Regions from separate parts of the Homo sapiens genome. Here region 2 is linked to region 1. Evidence: chromatin loops called from intact Hi-C (ENCODE). Cell type or tissue: body of pancreas. All regions are shown on one strand. Each heading gives the region's core, and the rest is flanking DNA. Links, peaks and the distances in the headings are about the cores only.

The links. Hi-C counts contacts between places; a loop is a spot of excess contacts. Peaks named below come from ENCODE experiments on the same cell type or tissue, not always from the same donor. Only the 100,000 strongest peaks of a DNase experiment are listed, where the experiment ranks them.
Region 2: it touches region 1 in a loop (3-fold over the local background); 20 of 110 quality-filtered maps call a loop at or near these places.

What each region holds. Positions count from the first base shown.
Region 1 is chr6:10,839,255-10,849,486 of GRCh38, reverse strand. No RefSeq gene overlaps it. Among named protein-coding and RNA genes, the nearest start is that of MAK, 5.8 kb to the right of the region's middle. In body of pancreas, for the core only: no CTCF peak of the experiment used is centred there; no DNase peak of the experiment used is centred there.
Region 2 is chr6:11,050,445-11,060,676 of GRCh38, reverse strand. All of the region lies in intron 3 of ELOVL2-AS1 (ELOVL2 antisense RNA 1), which reads right to left. Among named protein-coding and RNA genes, the nearest start is that of ELOVL2, 11 kb to the right of the region's middle. In body of pancreas, for the core only: no CTCF peak of the experiment used is centred there; no DNase peak of the experiment used is centred there; H3K27ac peaks cover 2,928 bases.

The DNA of each region.
Region 1 (10,232 bases), core at 648-8,647:
TTCAACATCCTGATTTCAATTATTTTGGATACGTGCTCAGAAGTGGGATTGCTGGATCATATAGTATTTCTGTTTTTAATTTTTTTTTTTCTTTGAGATGGAGTCTCACTCTGTGGCCCAGGCTGGAGTGCAATGGCACGATCTCGGCTCACTGCAACCTCCGCCTCCTGGGTTCAAGCAATTCTCCTGCTTCAGCCTCCTGAGTAGCTGGGATTACAGGCACCTGCCACCATGCCTGGCTAATTTTTAGTTGTATTTTTAGTTGTGACGAGGTTTCACCACGTTGGCCAGGCTGGTCTCGAACTCCTGACCTCAGGTGATCCACCCACCTCGGCTTCCCAAAGTGCTGGGATTACAGGTGTGAGCCACCGTGCCCAGTGTAATTTTTTTTTGAGAAACCTCCATAAAGACAAGTAAACATAATGTAATATTCTAGGTGAGCTACTGGAACAGAAATTGGACATAAGGCAATTTATTCAGATACTAAGGAAATCTGAATAAAGTATGGACTTTAGTTAATGATAATGTATTGATATTGCTTCATTTGTTGTGACAAATGTAGCATAGGAATGTAAGATGCTTGACAATGGGGAAACTGGCTGCAGGATATAGGGCAATTCTCTGTACTATCTTTGGAATTTTTCTGTAAATCTAAAACTATTCTAAAATTAACAAGTTTATTTCAAACTTTTAAATGGCATACACCAAAATGTTAGCAGTGGTGAGATATGTGATTTTTATTATGTCTTCTAATATTATGTTGTTATGTATTACTTATAAAGTGAAATAATAAAGTGGATCAGTAAAGAAAAAATTACCTGATATGCTTTAATATTTTCTTTAGTATTTACTTAGCTGTTCATTGTTAAAATTGCTCACAAGTCATTAGGTATTAATAAGAGCTCAATGGCTGGGTGTGATCACTGACGCCTGTAATCTAGGTGGGTGGATCACTTGAGGTCAGTTCGAGACCAGCCTGGCCAACATGGTGAAACCTCGTCACAACTAAAATTACAACTAAAAATTAGCCAGGCGTGGTGGCAGTTGCCTGTAATCCCAGCTACTCAGGAGGCTGAGGCAGGAGAATTGCTTGAACCCGGGAGGTGGAAGTTGCAATGAGCCGAGATGGTGCCACTGCACTCCAGCCTGGGCGACAGAGCGAGACTCTGCCTCAAGGAAAAAAAAAAAAAAAAAAGGCCAGACGCGGTGGCTCACGCCTGTAATCCCAGCACTTTGGAAGGCCAAGACAGGCTGATCACCTGAGGTCAGGAGTTCAAGACCAGCCTGGCTAACGTGGTGAAACTTCGTCTCTACTAAAAATACAAAAATTAGTCCGGCGTGGTGCTGGGTTCCTGTGATCCCAGCTACTCAGGAGGCTGAGGCAGGAGAATTGCTTGAACCTAGGAGGTGGAGGTTGCAGTGAGCTGAGATCGTGCCACTGCACTCCAGCTTGGGCAAAAAAGTGAGACTCCGGCTCAAAAAAAAAAACCAAAAAAACAACAAAAAAAAACGGTCAAGTGGAATTCAAATTCCTAGTTTCCTAATCAAGGAAACCATAAATTGTCAAAACACTGATTTTCTTAATAAGACAGGCTATTGTAAATTGTTTTCAGAATTGCAGTATCATAGAACACTGCTACCTTGTGATGATTCATGGTATAGCAGATAAATCATGCTCAGATTCTTTTTTTTTTTTTTACTTTTTCTAAAAGATTTTTCTTATACTGGTATCTTCTAAGTAATAATTGTGACAAATGTATTTAGCCTGAACCAACATCAATTAAAAAAAACAAAAAACACCAGTAACTGGCTACTCTACAGAACTGACTGCAAAGGAGATGAGAATTCTCACCCAGGTAAACTCTTATATGAGTATGTGGAGGTTTATTCTTAGAATTATAACCATATGAAACGTATTTTGAATTTAGGAGTAAAATTTGAACATGAGATTATATAATAGTTGATACGTTTCTTTAGAAAATAATTTAACCCACAAACACGTCATTTGATGGTAGTTGGATCAGAGTTGGGAGCTGAGGGAAAAGCTAGAGAGTACAGCATACTAAAAAATGAATTGAACCGTGAATGTTCTGGTCCTTCAGTCACTGACTGAGTGTCAGGTCCACACACTTGGCATTGAGGCTTGGTAGGGAATTCAAGCATGAGATGGAAGTCTGGACTTGCTAAGGAAAGACCCTTTACCCTACAATTCTGGGATGGTGTCCAATCACAAATCAGTCCTTAAGTGGAGAGATGGGACAGCTAACTTCAAATACTGGAAGGGTTAACATGTAGGAGGGAAAAGTAAATCTTCTCTATGGCCCTATACGATTAGAAACACTTTTTTTTTTTTTTTTTTTTGAGACAGAGTCTTGCTCTGTCAGCCAGGCTGGAGTATAGTGGCACGATCTCAGCTCACTGCAACCTCTATCTCCCAGGCTCAAGCAATTCTCCTGCCTCAGCCTCCTGAGTAGCTGGGATTATAGGCGTGTGCCACCACACCTGGCTAATTATTGTATTTTTAGTAGAGACGGGGTTTCACCATGTTGGCCAGGCTGGTCTCGAACTCCTGACCTCAGGTGATCTGCCCGCCTCAGCCTCCCAAAGTGCTGGGATTACAGGCGTGAGCCACTGCGCCAGGCCAGAATCACTTTCAATTGCAAGTGGAAATGAAAATCAAAGGACTAAGCAAAAAAAGGAATTTTCTGACCCTTGTCATTGAAGAGACTGGGAATAGATACCTGCGTGGCTCTGTCCAGATGCTCCAGTGCTGACATCTGGAAACTATGTCAGTCCCTCCCAGCTCTGTGTTCTTCCTTGTTCCTTTTCAGGAAGGCTGTCCCTGTGCAGCAAAGCTGGCCCCCAGCCACTCTGGGCCTTCATGGTACTGCTAAGTGTCCCTAGCAGAAGGGGAGTTTGTCTTTCCCAGTAGCTTGGAATCATGTTGCCATCTGTGTAAGCCACGCTGAGACTCTGAGTGGCTCACATGCCCATCTCTGAAACTGAGCCACATAGCCAAGTGGGTCAGGGGTGTCTGCCCAAAGAAAACTGGGGGAAGGGCCAGGCACGGTGGCTCATGCTTCTAATCCCAGTACTATGGGAGGCCGAGAGGCGGGCAGATCATTTGAGATCAGGAGTTTGAGACCAGTCTGGCCAATATGGTGAGACCCCATCTCTACTAAAAACACAAAAATTAGCCGGGCGTAGTGGTGCGTGCCTGTGATCCCAGCTGCTTGGGAGGCTGAGGCAGAAGAATCGTTTGAACCAGGGAGACGGTGGCTGCAGTGGGCCGATATCGTGCCACTGCACTCCAGCCTGAGTGACAGAGTGAGACTCCATCTCAAAAACAAACAAACAAAAAACTGGGGGAATACCTGACAGGGCAGGTAGATGCTGGACGGGCAAAAATAAGAGGTCCACTACAGATCACAATGGGTAAAACTCGGGAACTGCAAAGTGACATATTACCATTCAATAGAAGGAGGGCAGTTTCAGCAATCAGACCCATCTCAAGCTGGGATTGGAGGAGGTAGTGAGTTCTGTCACAGGAGGTTCCAAGCAAACACTTGCACTTCTAAAGTTTCTAAGAATTCAAACTGCCGATGGACTCTATCTAAGGATTGATTTGTGGCTGGATGCCACATTGCTTCCCTCTGTCTCCACTGCTGTCCACTTCTCCAATACACCATCACAGCTTAACTGTGCAAACTGAATATGCCCCCTAACTTGTCTCACTGCCTGCCTCCCACTTGCCTCTCTACAATTCATTCTCCAGAGAGCAGGTGGAAGAAACAGTCATTTATTCATTCAATAAATATTTATTGTGCACCTGGTATATGCCGGGCACTGTTTCAGGGATAGATATATGAGCAACCAAGACAGACATAAATCTCTGCCTTCAGGGAGCTTACATTCCAGTGGGGGAAGCAGAAAATAAACAGAAAGTGGTAAAATATAGTATATATTAAGAAGAAAATTAAGCCAAGGGGTATGCATGAAGTGTCAGCAGTGGAGTAGTAGAGGGTGTCTAGAGAAGGCTTCACTGAGAAAGTGATGTTTTGAATAAAGACTAAAAGGAAGTGAAGAATCGAGCTATATGTTGAGTGCTACAATTTTTTGTTCAATGTGGTATCATTTAAGGCTGAATAGTCTTCCGTTATGTATTATGTATATCTTGTCATTTGCAACATGGATGAACCTGGAGGGCATTATGTTAAGTGATAATAAACCAGATATAGAAAGACAAATATCAGGCCAGGCGCAGTGGCTCAGACCTGTAATTCCAGCACTTTGAGAGGCCCAGGGAGGCGGATCACTTGAGGTCAGGAGTTCAAGACCAACCTAGCCAATATGGTGAAACCCCGTCTCTACTAAAAATACAAAAATCATCAGGGTGTGGTGATGAGCACCTGTAATCCCAGCTACTCAGAATGCTGAGGTTTGAGAATCACTTGAACCTGGGAGGTGGAGTTGGAGTTTGCAGTGAGCCAAGATTGCACCATTGCACTCCAGCCTGAGCAACAAAGTGAGGCTCCATCTCAAAAAAAAAAAAAAAAAAAAGACAATCACCACATTATCTCATTTATATGTGGAGTGTGAAAAAGTTAAACTCATAGAAATAGATAGTAAAATGGTGGTTACCAGAGGCTGGGGGGTGCGATGACTTGGGAGATGTTGGTCAAAGGATACAAAATTTCAGTTAGATAGGAGAATAAATTGAAGAGATTTATTGTTCATCATGGTGACTATAATTGATAACGCTATACCGTACACCTGAAAAGTACTGAAACAGTAGATTTTGTGTTCTCAGCACATACACAAAAGTGGTAAGTATGTGAGGTAATGCTTATGTTAAATAACTTGATTAAGCATTACACAATGTATACATGTATCAAAATATTATATGGTATAACACAAATATATACAATTTTTACTTATCAATTTTAAAAAATAATTTTTTGTTTTTTTACTTTTTTATATTTTATTTTTTTCTATTTTTTATTTTTTTGAAAAAAAAATTTAAAAATTTAAATGTAGTATAGTTTATTACCATCATTATTCTTTTTCATGTTCAGATTATTTCAAATTGAGCTAGTAGATACATCTTTAAACTTAGGAAGAAAAAAAGGTCAAATTTTAATTTTTTTCATATGGTTACTCATTATGTCATTTGTCAAATAGTTTGTATTTTTCCAAGTGCAAAATTTGAAGTAGTGTTAGAAAACAATATTTTTCTTTTTTTTTTTTTCCCCCAGAGATGGAGTTTTGCTCTTGTCCCCTAAGCTGGAGTACAATGGTACGATCTCGGCTCACTGCAATCTCTGCCTCCCAGCTTCAAGAGATTCTCCTGCTTCAGCCTCTCAAGTAGCTGGGATTACAGGCACCCACCACCATGCCCAGCTAATTTTTTTATTTGTAGTAGAGACAGGATTTCACCATGTTGGCCAGGCTGGTCTCAAACTCCTGATTTCAGGTGATCCACCCATCTCAGCCTCCCAAAGTGCTGGGATTACAGTCATGAGCCACCACACCCGGCCTGAAAACAATATTCTGACAGTACACCCTCAGTGGCATATAATCTAAGGACAAATTAAATTGAAAAGAAATCTTGAATTTAGGATAAAATGAGAAAGCCTAACATAGGTCTAAATAAATTCTAAGCAGCAGAAAGAATAAAGGAGAGACTATTTTTGCAAAATCATGGCTATTTTCTACAACTAGTTAAAGACATAAATCCACAGATCTAAGAAGCACAGATAATACCAAGCAGGGCAAGTAAGAAGATATTCACATCTAGACACAAAGTAGTAAAACTGTAGAGTGCCAGAACAAAGCAAACTTAAAAGTACCAGAGAGAAAAGAGAGATGACCTACAAAGGAGTGGCAATTAAACCACAGCAGACTTCTCAAAAGTAAAAATGGATGCTGGAAGATGAAATGAACATTTCTGTTCAAACGAAAATTTCCCCTCATGGTACTGAGAAGTAATAACTCTCAAACTACTAGAATTGTACCTAAGAAAACCATGTTGCAAGAGCAAGGACAAATAGAGATTTTTTAAAAATAAAAACAAAGCCGGGCACAGTGGCTCATGTCTGTAATCCCAGCACTTTGGGAGGCTGAGGTGGGTGGATCATGAGGTCAGGAGATCGAGACCATCCTGGCTAACAAAGTGAAACCCCGTCTCTACTAAAAATACAAAAATTTAGCTGGGCGTGGTGGCGGGCACCTGTAGTCCCAGCTACTCGGGAGGCTGAGGCAGGAGAATGGCGTGAACCCAGGAGACCGAGCTTGCAGTGACCCGAGATCGTACCATTGCACTCCAGCCTGGGTGACACAGCAAGACCCCGTCAAAAAAAATAAATTAAAACAAAAACAAAAAGCAAGTGCAACATTTTACCACGAACAGACCTACTGTAAAGGAACTTCTAAAGGCTATACTTTAGGATGAAGGAAGGTAATCCCAGGAGGAAGGTCTGAGGTACAGAAAGATAAGATGAGCAAAGACATCATCACATGTATCAATGTACAAATACTCTGAATGTAAAATAACAGACCAATCTATAGGGTTATAAATATAAACTAAAATATTAGATGACATTAGCACATAAATTGAATGGGTAATCTGAATTAAAGAATTATAAAGTCCTTGTAGTGCTCAGTGGCTTGGTGAAATAGGATCTTTAACCTTTGCTGGGTGTGCATGATACATTTTAAGACTACCTTGGACTTTCCTTGCCCCAGTCATGGAATCAGCCACTTCTCCAAGGAGTTCTGTTTCCTTTAAGTAAATAATAGTATTACAAAACCGGGACTTGGGTGTTAATCTGTTCACTGTTACTGTAGTGTCATTGTTTCTAGATCCTTTCAGTGAACAGAGCTAGGAAGCACTTTTTAGTAAGTCATGTGTTAATCTTGCTACCTCCAAGTCAAAACTGACACCACAGATTCTTCCTCTTCTTTCTCCATTCTACATCTTTATCTCTCTTCTCCCAAATAAGAACTCTGATTTTCAACAGTATCAATATTTGCTTGATTCTACCATATAGATAAATTTTACTAGAACTGCAGCTGGCCAGGCATGGTGGCTCATGCCTGTAATCCCAGCACTTTGGGAGGCCGAGGTGGGTGGATCAGCTGAGGTCAGGAGTTCAAGATCAACCTGACCAATATGGTGAAACCCCATCTCTACTAAAAATACAAAAATTAGATGGGCACGGTGGTGTGTGCCTGTAGTCCCAGCTACTCGGGAGGCTGAGGCAGGAGAATTGCTTGAACTCGGGAGGTGGAGGTTGCAGAGAGCCGAGATCACACCACTGCACTCCAGCCTGGGCGACAGAGTGAAACCCCATCTCAAACAAAAAAAAGAACTACTGTAGCAATGCATTATCAACAACAAATCTACTTCTTAGAATTTATTTAGACCCATGTTAGACTTTATTTTATCCATCGTATCTCTTAATTTCTCATTAGTATTTCTCATCTTCTTATCTTTTATATGCTATATTCTAGGTACTTTCTGCAGATTTTGTGCCAATTCCCTAATTCTTTCTTTTGTTCTAATATAACATGTAACTCATTTTTAAAGTTTCAATAGTTACGTTTCTTTCTAACAGTTTATTTAATTCTTTTTCTAATATTCCTGATTGATTTCTGTTCATTTTTGCTATTCCTTCTTCTATTTCTGTATATATTTCATACATAGCTATTTTGTATTCAAGCTGATTTTTCCAATTTCAGAAATCCTGGAAAGTCTGAATAATTGTTGCTTTTTCTAGATTCTCATTTGACGGTGTTCATTCCTCTGTGGTCATGAGCTCATATTTTTTGAAAAACCTAGAGGCCTAAGTTGAGGATGCCTTCTTCAGAGATGATTGTGTTTGTTTCCTTTGGGATCCAGATGATGCTCCTGACCTGGGACCACTTTGACCCCTTCTAAGCTCCCCTGGTTGATTTTCTAGTCCCTGGTCCAGCTCAGCCCTATTGCCACGGGTCCAAGGCTTCGTCAGCTGGTTGAAATGCTGAAATGGGATTTGCCTTTGGGCCACCTTTGCCTTTCAGGTACGTTCACTGCTCTGCTCAGATATTAGGTACTTTTTAGAAGGGGTTAGGAGTGCTTGGAGAATTTTTATTCTTCTATTGTGAAACGTGACAAAAAATATGTTTTGTGCATGCTCTACTTGTTTTAAAACAGAAGAGTTCTTCAGAAGGAATAAATGCTGTTTGTCCTCTTTTTGTTTTCTCTCTCTTTCCTTCCTTCCTTTCTCTTTCTCTTTCTTTTGGGAAACCTACCTTTCCTCATTCTGAAATATCATTTTTCTGAGGGATCTCCTACTACTTCCCTGACTTTTCTTTTTTCAGTCTGTCTCTTCCTCACCCCTACTCTTTCTTTCTCCACTCTTTAGAGGATGGAGTTTTCCAGAATCCCATCCCTTCTTTCTTCTTACTGTTTATTTCATCTATATCCATGATTTCATCCACAGTATCCCAACATATCTGTATTTCTAGCTCTAAAAGAACCCTAAGTTGCAAATCTATATTACAAACTCCCTTCTTGTAATCTGCATAAGGATTTTTCTCAATTCAAAAATTTCAAAACTGGGCTTGTTATCTCTCACATCCTCCATCCCTAAATCAGCTCCTCCTCTATTATTTTCCAACTTGGTCATGGATACCACTATCCACCAGTCATCTAAGCCTGATGGTCCTGCCGATTTTAACTCCTAAACATCCCTTGAATTCTGTCTTTCTCTGTCCTATTTCCATCATCACTGCTAGAGTTGGATCCTTATCATTTCTTCCCAGTCAGTTGGGAGAAAGACTCCCAATCTTTCTCTTGCCTCCAGACTTGCAGCTCAAATCCACCCTACCCACTGCTCCTCTTGGGATCTTTCTGAAATGCAAATGTGAACATGTCACTCTTCTGTGGGAGATTCTTCACTGGTCTTCCTCATTGACACATGTTAAAGCTTAGGCTTCATAACTGGGTATATAAAGCTGCTATGACCTATCTAACTTATGCTTTTTACTTTGCCTGCCTACTTCACTTATTTATTGGAGAGCAATGAATCTTTTATTTATTATTATTATTATTGAGACGGAGTTTTGCTTTTGCTGCCCAGGCTGGAGTGCAATGGTGTGATCTCAGCTCACTGCAACCTCCGCCTCCTGGGTTCAAGCTATTCTCCTACCTCAGCCTCCCAAGTAGCTGGGATTACAGGCATGCGCCACCACGCCTGGCTAATTTTTTGTAGTTTTAGCATTTTAGTAGAGATGGGGTTTCTCCAGGTTGGTCAGACTGGTCTCAAACTCCCGACCTCAGGTGATCCGCCCACCTCGGCCTCCCAAAGTGCTGGGATTACAGGCATGAGCCACCGCGCCTGGCCATTTATTATTATTATTATTTTGAGACAGAGTCTTGCTCAGTCACCCAGGCTGGAGTGCAGTGGCACGTTCTCCGCTCACTGCAACCTCTGCCTCCTGGGTTCAAGTGATTCTCCTGCCTCAGCCTCCCGAGTAGCTGGGATTACAGGCATGTGCCACCACACCCAGATATTTTTTGTATTTTTAGTAGAGATGGGGTTTCACCATGTTGGCCAGGCTGGTCTTGAACTCCTGACCTCAGGTGAGCCACTCACCTGGGCCTCCCAAAGTGCTGGGATTACAGGCATGAGCCACTGAGCCCCGTCTGTTTTTAAATGTTTATTTCAATAGCTCTTGGGGTACAAGTGGTTTTTTGTTACATAGATGAATTATATAGTGGTGAATTCTGAGATTTTAGTGCACCCATCATCTGAGTAGTGTATATGGTACCTAGTGCATAGTTTTTTTTATCCCTAGGCTCTCTCCCATCCTCCCCTTTCTGAGTCTCCAAAGTCCATTATTTCACTGTGTATGCCTTTGCATACTCATAGCTTGGCTTTTGCTTATAAGTGAGAACATACAGTTTTTGGTTTTCCACGCCTGTATTACTTTGCGTAGAATAAGGACCTCCCACTCTTCCAAGTTGTTGCAAAAGACATTATTTCATTCTTTTTTTGTGACTGAGTAGCAGCCTATGGTGTATATATACCACATTTTCTTTATCCACTCATTAGTCAATGGGCACTTAGATTGGTTCCACATCTTTGCAATTGTGAATTGTGCTGCCATAAACATACGCGTGAAAGCCTACTTCACTTTAAGCTGTGAGGGCCACAGGCATGTCTGTCGTGTCTACCTTGGCGCTATTC
Region 2 (10,232 bases), core at 1,294-9,293, 210 kb before region 1:
TGGTACTATAACAATTGAATACTTGTATACAAAAGAAAAAAAAAAAAGAACTTTGACCCATCCCTTACACCATATACAAAAATTAACTGAAAATGAATCATATAGATGTAAATGTAATACCTAATGCTACAAAATTTCTAGAAGAAAATACACGAATAAAATCTTTGTGACCTTGGGAAGCAAATATTTCTTGTATACAACACAGAAAGCACAATTCATTTAAAAAAAACCAGCTTGAACTATATCAAAACTAAGAACTTTTCTTTGAAAGGCTTTGTTAAGAGAAAGAAAAAACAGGCCATAGACTAGAAGAAAATATTTGTAACATGCATATCTGATAAAGGACTTGTATCCAGAGTATATGAAGAACTCTCAAACCTCAATAAGAAAGAAAATAATAACAAATGGGCCAAAAATTTGAAGAGATTCTTTGCTGAAGAAGACACACACTAGTGGCAAATACTACACACATGAAACGAGCTCAAAAATACCTGTTGAATAAATGAATTAATGAATGAGTTTTGGTCTTGCCAAAGGTACCCCACTACTTGATTAACTCTTTAGAATTCATTTTGATGATTAGTAATTAGAGCAAGTGAAAATTATTCCATTACAAATATACATAGTAAAGTCAGATAAAAAATAAGTTATATGGACTTCTATCTTATGTTCCTTCCTTCTAGTAGGGCAAGTAATTTTTTTTTTTTTTTTTTTTTTGAGATGGAGTCTTGCGCTGTCACCCAGACTGGAGTGCAGTGGCGCGATCTCGGCTCACTGCAAGCTCCGCCTCCCTCGTTCACGTCATTCTCCTGCTTCAGCCTCCCAAGTAGCTGGGACTACAGGCGCCCGCCACTACGCCCGGCTAATTTTTGTGTATTTTTAGTAGAGACGGGGTTTCCCCGTGTTAGCCAGGACGGTCTCGATCTCCTGACCTCGTGATCCGCCTGTCTCGGCCTCCCAAAGTGCCGGGATTACAGACATGAGCCACCGGGCCCGGCCCATGGGCAAGTAATTTTTTTAAAGTTATCTGCATTAAGATAAACACAAGAAGGCCAGGCGCGGTTGCTCACACCTGTAATCCCAGCACTTTGGGAGGCCGAGGCGGACGGATCACGAGGTCAGGAGATGGAGACCTTCCTGCCTAACACGGTGAAACCCAGGCTCTACTAAAAATACAAAAACAAAATTAGCTGGGCGTGGTGGCGGGTGCCTGCAGTCCCAGCTACTTGGGAGGCTGAGGCAGGAGAATGGCGTGAACCCGGGAGGCGGAGCTTGCAGCGAGCCCAGATCCCACCACTGCACTCCAGCCTGGGCGACAGAGCGAGACGCTGTCTCAAAAAAAAAAAAAAAAAAAAAAAAGATAAACACAAGAAGATATGCCACAGGACTTCACAGGACTTCTTACGGTATTTCTTTTTTTCTTTTTTTTTTGAGACAAAGTCTTGCTCTGTTGCCTAGGCTGGAGTGCAGTGGCATGATCTCGGCTCACTGCAACCTCCACCTCCCAGGTTCAAGCGAGTCTCCCGCCTCAGCCTCCCGAGTAGCTGGGACTATAGGCGCGCCACCACGCCAGGCTAATTTTTGTATTTTTAGTTGAAATAGGGTTTCACCATGTTGTCCAGGATGGTCTCGATCTCCTGACCTTGTGTTCCGCCCTCCTCGGCCTCCCAAAGTGCTGGGATTACAGGCATGAGCCACTAAGCCCGGCCTCTTATGGTATTTCTAAATATAAAATGATACTATAGTGCAAAGTTCAATGGAGTCAAACAATTTAGTAACGGTCAATTTGATGTGGTCCCTGTCCTAAGCTTTCTGAAGACCTGGCTTAATGCAGGGATGGACTTAGCCTATGTAGATAAGATTACAAAAATGACAAGTCCCCATTAAAATATTCCTCTCTCAGACTTGGTGGATACTCAGTATCAGTGAGTTCAAGATAATTCTAACAGACAAATACTCAGAATATAGATGGATATCTATTAATGACCTTAATAAGGAAATGTGTCTGAGATTATTACTCAAATACCACAACTTGGCTACAGAATGAGTTTGTGCTTTGTTTCAATGCTAAGAGTTAATTTCCTTGGTTCTCTTTCTCAACACTAAGTTGGGTGCAGTGACTCATGCCCATAATTCCAGCTACTCAGGAGGTAGTACTGAATTTGTGGAAAGTATTAAAAGTTGCTCTCGGCTGGGCACAGTGGCTCACGCTTGTAATCCCAGTACTTTGGGAGGCCGAGGTGGGTGGATCACGAGGTCAGGAGATCGATACCATCCTGGCTAACATGGTGAAACCCCATCTCTACAAAAAATTAGCTGGGCGTGGTGGCGGGCACCTATGGTCCCAGCCACTCGGGAGACTGAGGCAGGAGAATGGCGTGAACCCAGGAGGCGGAGCTTGCAGTGAGACAAGATCGCGCCACTGCACTCCAGCCCAGGCGACAGAGCGAGACTCTGTCTCAAAAAAAAATTTTAAAAAGTTGCTCTTACATTTATTTTTCTTGAAGATTGATGATATTTAGAGCCCTTTGAGATTATGTACTTGGTCTCCATTGTGTCATATTTTAAATTTTAATTTTCAGCCTATCTTCTGGCAGAGTAAGAATCTTGAATAGTCTCATTAAAACATGGATTGGGTTTTCTTTCCATTTATTTATTTTTTCTTTTTCCTAAAGTGGAATAAAGGGTATTGTATTGACCTGTTCCCCAGCCAGTTCCAAAGGCTATCGGTTTGCTTTAAAGTGTTTCTGGCTGGGCACAGTGACTCTCACCTGTAATCCCAGCACTTTGGGAGGTCGAGGCGGGTGGATCATCTGAGGTCAGGAGTTCAAGAACATCCTGGTCAACATGGCGAAACCCCATCTCTACTAACAATACTAAAAGGCCGGGCGCGGTGGCTCATGCCTGTAATCCCAGCACTTTGAGAGGCCGAGGCGGGTGGATCACGAGGTCAGGAGATTGAGACCATCCTGGCTAACACGGTGAAACCCCGTCTCTACTAAAAATACAAAAAAATCAGCTGGACGTGGTGGCAGGTGCCTGTAGTCCCAGCTACTCGGGAGGCTGAGGCAGGAGAATGGCGTGAACCCGGGAGGTGGAGCTTGCAGTGAGCAGAGATCTGCCCACTGCACTCCAGCCCGGGTGACAGAGCAAGACTCTGTCTCAATAAATAAATAAATAAATAAATAAATAAATAAATAAATAAATAAATATAAAAATACTAAAAATTAGCTGGGTGTGGTGGGGGGGCACCTGTAATTCCAGCTACTTGGGAGGCTGAGGCAGGAAAATTGCTTGAACCTGGGAGACGGAGGTTGCAGTGAGCCGAGATCGTGCCATTGCACTCCAGCCTGGGCGACAGGGCAAGACTGTGTCTCAAATAAATAAATAAATAAAAAATAAAGTGTTTAAGAAATTCAGAGGTCGTCAGATCTTTGCATTTATAAGCATGTTCTGAGTACTGTTATGAGACAGCATGCTAAAGTTCCAAGATATAGTCTGGTTGATAGTCTATTTGTCTGGATGAGAAAACTATGTGTAACCACCAGCAGAAGTTCCCTTAGCAAGGTCCAAAGTTATGCAAAACTTGCTAGAGGCTGGAGGCAGGATGAGAGTTGTGGGAGCAGGGTGAGTCCAAAGTTGTATGGTAAAAGAGGCCATCCTCCAAATGTGAGGTCTTTAATCACATCTATGCATCCAAATTCAGGAATTTAGTGACTTCAGCTCACTGGAAATGATGGACTACAAATTGTTGCACCATGATGTCTAGCTATTGGTGCATTGCCTTTTATTTTACTATAATTAATTAATTTATGTTTAGAGTCAGGGCCTTGTTCTGGTGCCCAGGCTGGAGTGCAGTGGCAGAATCACAGCTCACAACAGCCTCGAACTCCTGGGCTCAAGCCACTCCCTGGTTGCCCACTGCCTCACACCCTCCTGAATAGCTGGGATTACAGGCATGAGCCACTGCATCCAGCTTGGTGCACTGCCTTTTAAAGCTGCAGATATTAATGTAAAAGAGCAGGTGAGCAAAGACTCAACTGGAAGTATCACCAAGCTTCATTCAATTTCACTACAGGAAGAATGATCAGGATAGGTACATATGAATTGAAGTGTGTGTCCTTTTAGGGACAAAAAATAGAGAAAAATGCAAATAAGCTAAATTTTCTTTCATTGGTAATACTTGGCCCCATTCTTACTAGCTAACCTTATCTTAGGCTCCAACATATGTAAGTTTCCTGGATATTAATTCCCAGCTCACTGAATTGTCGCTATTACTGGAATTCAACAGACCCTGTGGGTACTGGTCAGGCAGCAGTTTCTTCACTGCTAGTACCATGTTCAGTGTCACTATCAGAAACATGGAGAAAATATTAGAACCTACAAAACACAAGGTCCAAAGCAGCCACTGTGCTTAACAAATGTGATCGTTGTTTTTATTTTTGTGTTATTTAAATGTGTTTTATATATGTGTTGTATCTCTGTAATAGCTAGAACTGTGTGTCCAAAGTTTTTTGCAAACATCTTTTTTTTTTTTTTTTTTTTGAGATGGAGTCTCACTCCATCACCCAGGCTCGAGTACAGTGGCAAGATCTTGACTCACCACAACCTCTGCCTCCTGGGTTCAAGCGATTCTCCTGCCTCAGCCTCCCGAGTAGCAGGGATTACAGGTGCCTGCCACCACGCCTACCTAATTTTTGTATTTTTAGTAGAGACGGGGTTTCACCATGTTGGCCAGACTGGTCTCGAACTCCTGACCTCTGGTGATCTGCCCGCCTTGGCCTCCCAAAGTGCTGGGATTACAGATGTGAGTCACCGCGCCCAGCCTGCAAACATCTTATAACGGTGCAGGTCTCAAAAGGGTAATGACCACATTTGTTTCACAATATTGTTTATATAAATATATTATTAAATTGGCATTTAATCAGGGACTATATTTCCATTATCTAATAAAATAATATACTTTTCAAAGAGCTTTGAATCGGATAAAATTCTCTTTAGAATGTCATAGAAACCTCAGGTGGCATGGGGTAAATAACAAAAGGCCAGTTTGTCTCAAATATTTACCAAATGTCTACTGTGTGACAGAAACTAAAAAGGCAGTCAAAATTAACATTATAAGTAAAATACTGAACTAAGCTGAAGTACTGATGGAATTAATTGTAAATTTAACAGAATTAGTTAGGGATTGGACATAGACTATATTTTGTCCCAAGATTACTGTTACATGTACTTTTCCATCCAATTAGTTCAATGAGGTCACCAAACAAGATTTTAGACAAATTCTTCATGACTCACTCTCCTGAACTCTGACCTATCCCCTTGAAAACGATCAATCATGTTAAAGCCTTCTGTTAATTTTTTCCTTTTCAGAGTTTATATAAATAAAACGAATTCTTTGAAAGAGCCACTCTATTTTCAGGTAGAACATAAATGATATAAAAAACAAGTTGGGCAACAATGGTTAACATGGCATTATTGATCTTGGCAGTTAGCACGAGTATTTCTAAATGCTGTTTATTCTTCGCCTATCTCATATCTAAATTTTGAACTTGTTCTCTGCATTTTTATATTGTTTAATGAACCAGCTCTTTATTTTACAATTGGCATTTATCCTGCCTTTCCTATACAAACTATACCCCTTAGGTAACCAAAGAGTATATAGGGGATATTTTTCTTTAAAGTATTCTAGCTAATAAATGAAAAAGGAATGTAGAGCTAGAATACCACAGTTTTTTTCAGCCCCTAATGAATCACTGGATGTAGTACTGAGCATGCCTAAATATAGAAAGAGTGGACAATCAGATATTTTGTGCTTCCTGATAGAAAAGCACACCACACATGTATGGTATTTTTGCCAAAAAAATTCTCACCTGAATCTGATCAAACCTCTAGAGCCAGTTACCGATTTACAAACATACAGAATGCAGAGCACTTGTTAAGCTATGGCATTCCCATTGCAGGGATGCCATCAACAAAATCCAGACTATTGGAAATTCTACGGTACAAACAAATTACGAGAAAAAGAGATGAACAGATGTAGATATTAAAGGAGACTTAAAAGACACATCAAGCAACTGCAGTGTTAAAAAGAAAGACATAAACCTAATTGGAGAGCTGTATACTTATTTTATTTTTGTTTTGAGATGGAGTCTTGCTCTGTCGCCCAGGCTGGAGTGCAGTGGTGCCATCTTGGCTCACTGCAACCTCTGCCTCCCAGGTTCAAGCAATTCTCCTGTCTCAGCCTCCTGAGTAGCTGGGATTACAGGTGCCCAATACCACGCCCATTTAATTTTTGTATTTTTAGTAGAGATGGGGTTTCCCCATGTTAGACAGACTGGTCTCAAACTCCTGACCTCAGGTGATCCACCCAACTCGGCCTCCCAAAGTGCTGGGATTATTGGCATGAGCCACCGCACCTGGCCTACACTTATTATCTCTAAAGACATTAAGAAATCGGATTTTTAAGGTATTATAATGGTATTGTGATTGTGTTTTTTAAAAAAATCCTTGTCTTTAGAGATACATACTAAATTATTTATGGATAAATTATTATATCTGAGGTTTGCTTCAAAGTAATAGATGGAGGGAAAATAGGTAGGATATAGATGAAGCAAGATGGGTCATGAGTTGATAATTTTGAGGTAGATGATGAATGCATTGGGATTCATTATTATTCTGTCTTCTTTTGTATATGTTTGAAATGTTCTATAATTGAGAAAAATAAGTAAAATCACTGGAAGGCTCACACCTTATCTGCTCTTTAGACTTTAATACTAATAGCTGAAGGAAGACCAGTGACATACACTTGTATTTTCACTACTTGGGCAAACAATGCAGAAGAATTTCCCTTTCACTGTAACTGCAAAATTAACCTACAGATCTCTGAAGGCTGTCTTTAAGCCACTATGACAATCTTAATGAGCATAACATTTTGCTTCAACCCTACTCTTCTACCAATGCTGTAAAGCTCTCCTAGAGTCACGGTGGACCCATGTCATATAAGTGACTGACCCTCAATAAGTGAATAAATGACCTGAAGAAAGTGAATTTATCTGACAATTCTATAAAGATTCTTAAAGATAGGATTATTCAAAACAGCATGGTGTCCTGGAAAGAGTCCAACAGGCCTCAGGTTGAATCCTGGCTCTCCTACTTTCCAACTGCCTAACCATGTGACCCTGTGTACACTACTGAACGTCTCTGAGCCTGAGGTCCCTCACCTCTACAACGGGGCTAGTCACAGGACTATTGTGAGGATTAAATGAGCTACGTTGCAAGTTACCTAGCATAATTTTGGGCTTCTATTGGATACCCAATAGCTACCCGTAAATATCACATTTGAGCTTACAGAATGATGAAGTTATAAGCTGAGACTGCCTGCTGTGACTTCTGCACTAATTATAGGATGCCTTTAGTCAAAGCTTGTTCGACCCACAGCCCATGGGCCACATGCAGCCCAGGATGGCTTTGAATGTAAACTTTCCTAAAACATTATGGGATTATTTTGTGATTTTTTTTTTTTTTTAGCTCATCAGCTATCATTAGCGTTAGTATATTTTATGTATGGCCCAAGACCAATGTGGTCCACAGAAGTCAAAAGATTGGACACCCTGCTTTAGTCTCTGTTTCCTAGACATTGAAGAACTTGCTCAGGTTGTAACAATGCACATAATTGAGACCTGTACTCTTGAGTATCACTGAGACTCCTCATCTCTATTTCTTCTACAAGGTTAATCGACCAATTTACTAGAAAGATAAAATGTTAACTACATTGAGACTGTTCTTATTTTGTATCCTCATTTAATACCAATTAGGACAAATATAATAATGCATTAGCTATGTTTAAATAAGACTATATTTTCTGCTATTTTATTAGCCTGATGACTTCTTTTTTTTTTTTTTTTTTTGAGACGGAATTTCGCTCTTGTCGCCCAGACTGGAGTGCAATGGTGCGATCTCAGCTCACTGCAACCTCCCCCTCCTGGGTTCAAGCGATTCTCGTGCCTCAGCCTCCCGAGTAGCTGGGATTACAGGCACACACCACCACGCCCAGCTAATTTTTTTGTATTTTTAGTAGAGAAGGTGTTTCACCATGTTGGCCAGGCTGGTCTCAAACTCGTGATCTCGAGTGATCCACCCGCCTCAGCCTCCCAAAGTGCTGGGATTACAGGCATGAGCTACTGTGCCTGGCCACCTGATGACTTCTTAATACATTTAAATTCCTTGCTTTAGGGTGAAGTTGACAAAATTTTTGAGTAGATTATTTGTTGGCATACAGGGTTTTCATATTGAAGGCTTTTGTTCTTGATGACAATAGAAAGAAAATGCAGGACCAGTCAGTCTAAGGTGAAGCAAAGTCAAGGGAAGAGTCTACTAAATTTTGTGCATCCATGTAAATTTTATCACCAACTACATTCACAATAACATCTTCAATAATTTACAATAATGAAAAGAATTTGTGGTAGCACGAACTTGTAATCCTGGCTCCGCAGGATGCTAAGGCAGGAGGATCCCTTGAGCGCAGGAGTTCAGGACTCCATCTGGGCAACATAAGGAGATCCCATCTTGGCCAGGTGTGGTGGCTCACGCCTGTAATCCCAGCACTTTGGGAGGCCGAGGCAGGCAGATCCCTTGAGGCCGGGAGTTTGAGACCAGCCTGGCCAACATGGTGAAACCCCGTCTCTTCTAAAATACAAAAATTAGCCAGGCATGGTGGCATGCACCTGTAATCCTAGTATTTGGGAGGCTGAGGCAGGAGAATCACTTGAACACAGGAGGGAGAGGTTGCAGTGAGCTGAGATCGCACCACTGCACTCCAAGCTGAGCGACACAGCAAGACTCTGGATCAAAAAAAAAAAAAAAAAAGGAGATTCCCATCTCTAAAAAAAAAACCAACTTTACAATAATGTTGTAAAAATCATTTGTTACAGATCAGCCCAACTACAGGCCAAAAAATCATAGACTTCAAAATGATTAATTATGAGTTGCTAGTCTAGTCTCTTATTTACATTACTCTAATTCTAGCAGAAGAGGATGTGTGGCTTCACACTGCCACACCCCCCCACACTCACACTCACACAATCACACAATGGGGAATGGAAAGGGGGAGTCCATGCAGTGTGCCCTCCTTGAGACCTAAATGGTTGCATTTTTATCAGCATTTTCTCTCCTTCTTCAGTTGAATTCTAGGCTTCAAGTTTGCTGTAGAGTAGGTTTGCAACAAAAATAGGCTGGAGGACTACTGTGTGGGGTTAATCTTGGAGGGGTACACCTGGGAAAGGAACAGCCACTCTGTGGTATGGATTGGGATGGCTATCGCAGGTCATGCCGAGGGACTGCCTTCCTTGTGAAGTACACTATCCCACTTTATGCCCGTGCTACTTGCCATGAATACATTTTAAAAAAAAATTTAAAAAGAAATCAACAAAGACAATTTAAGTAAAATAGCATCTGTGAAAGACAAAATGGTAAAGTGCAAGAATGCGTAAATAAGATCAGTTAAGTGAGCATAACAAAAAGATGAAAGATAAAGTCCAATGGCTACAAGGGTACAAAGTAATGGCCCCCATTAGATTTTTTAAACTAGGATAACTGCAGCTGACCAGTAAACATCACATAAAAATGTTCTGCCAGGACCCGGATTCCTTAGGACTGAGGTCCTCAAAGGCATAGCAACAGAGCAGGGACCAGTGGCCATGGTGTCAACAAACACATGGATCTCTATCTATAGGATTTGGTCTGCATCCTCACTACAATCCCTGATGATTCACACTTTCCAGACACACTGGCTAACTTCCTGTTCCTCAAAGAAGCCTGATTTTTCTGTCTCGAAGTGTTTCCATTTGCTATCTTCTCCTGGAAGGATTTCCCCTAGATCTTCTCATGGCTTCATGGCTGGCTTGTTTTCATCAATGGATCTCAATTTAGATATTATGTGCTTAGAGGGGCCTTTCCTGACCATCCTATTTAGAGTGTTCTCCCCAAGGAAAGGACACCTACTTCAATAAAGGGTGCAGGAGAAACTGGATAACCATATGTCAGAGAATGAAACTGGACTCCTACCTCTCACCATGTACAAAAATTAACCAAGATGGATTAAAGACCTAAGTGTAAGACCTGAAACTTCAAAAATCCTAGAAGAAAACCTGGGAAAAAACTCTTTTAAAAGACACTGGCCTAGGCAAATAATTTATGACCAAGTCCTCAAAAGCAAACACAACAAAAACAAA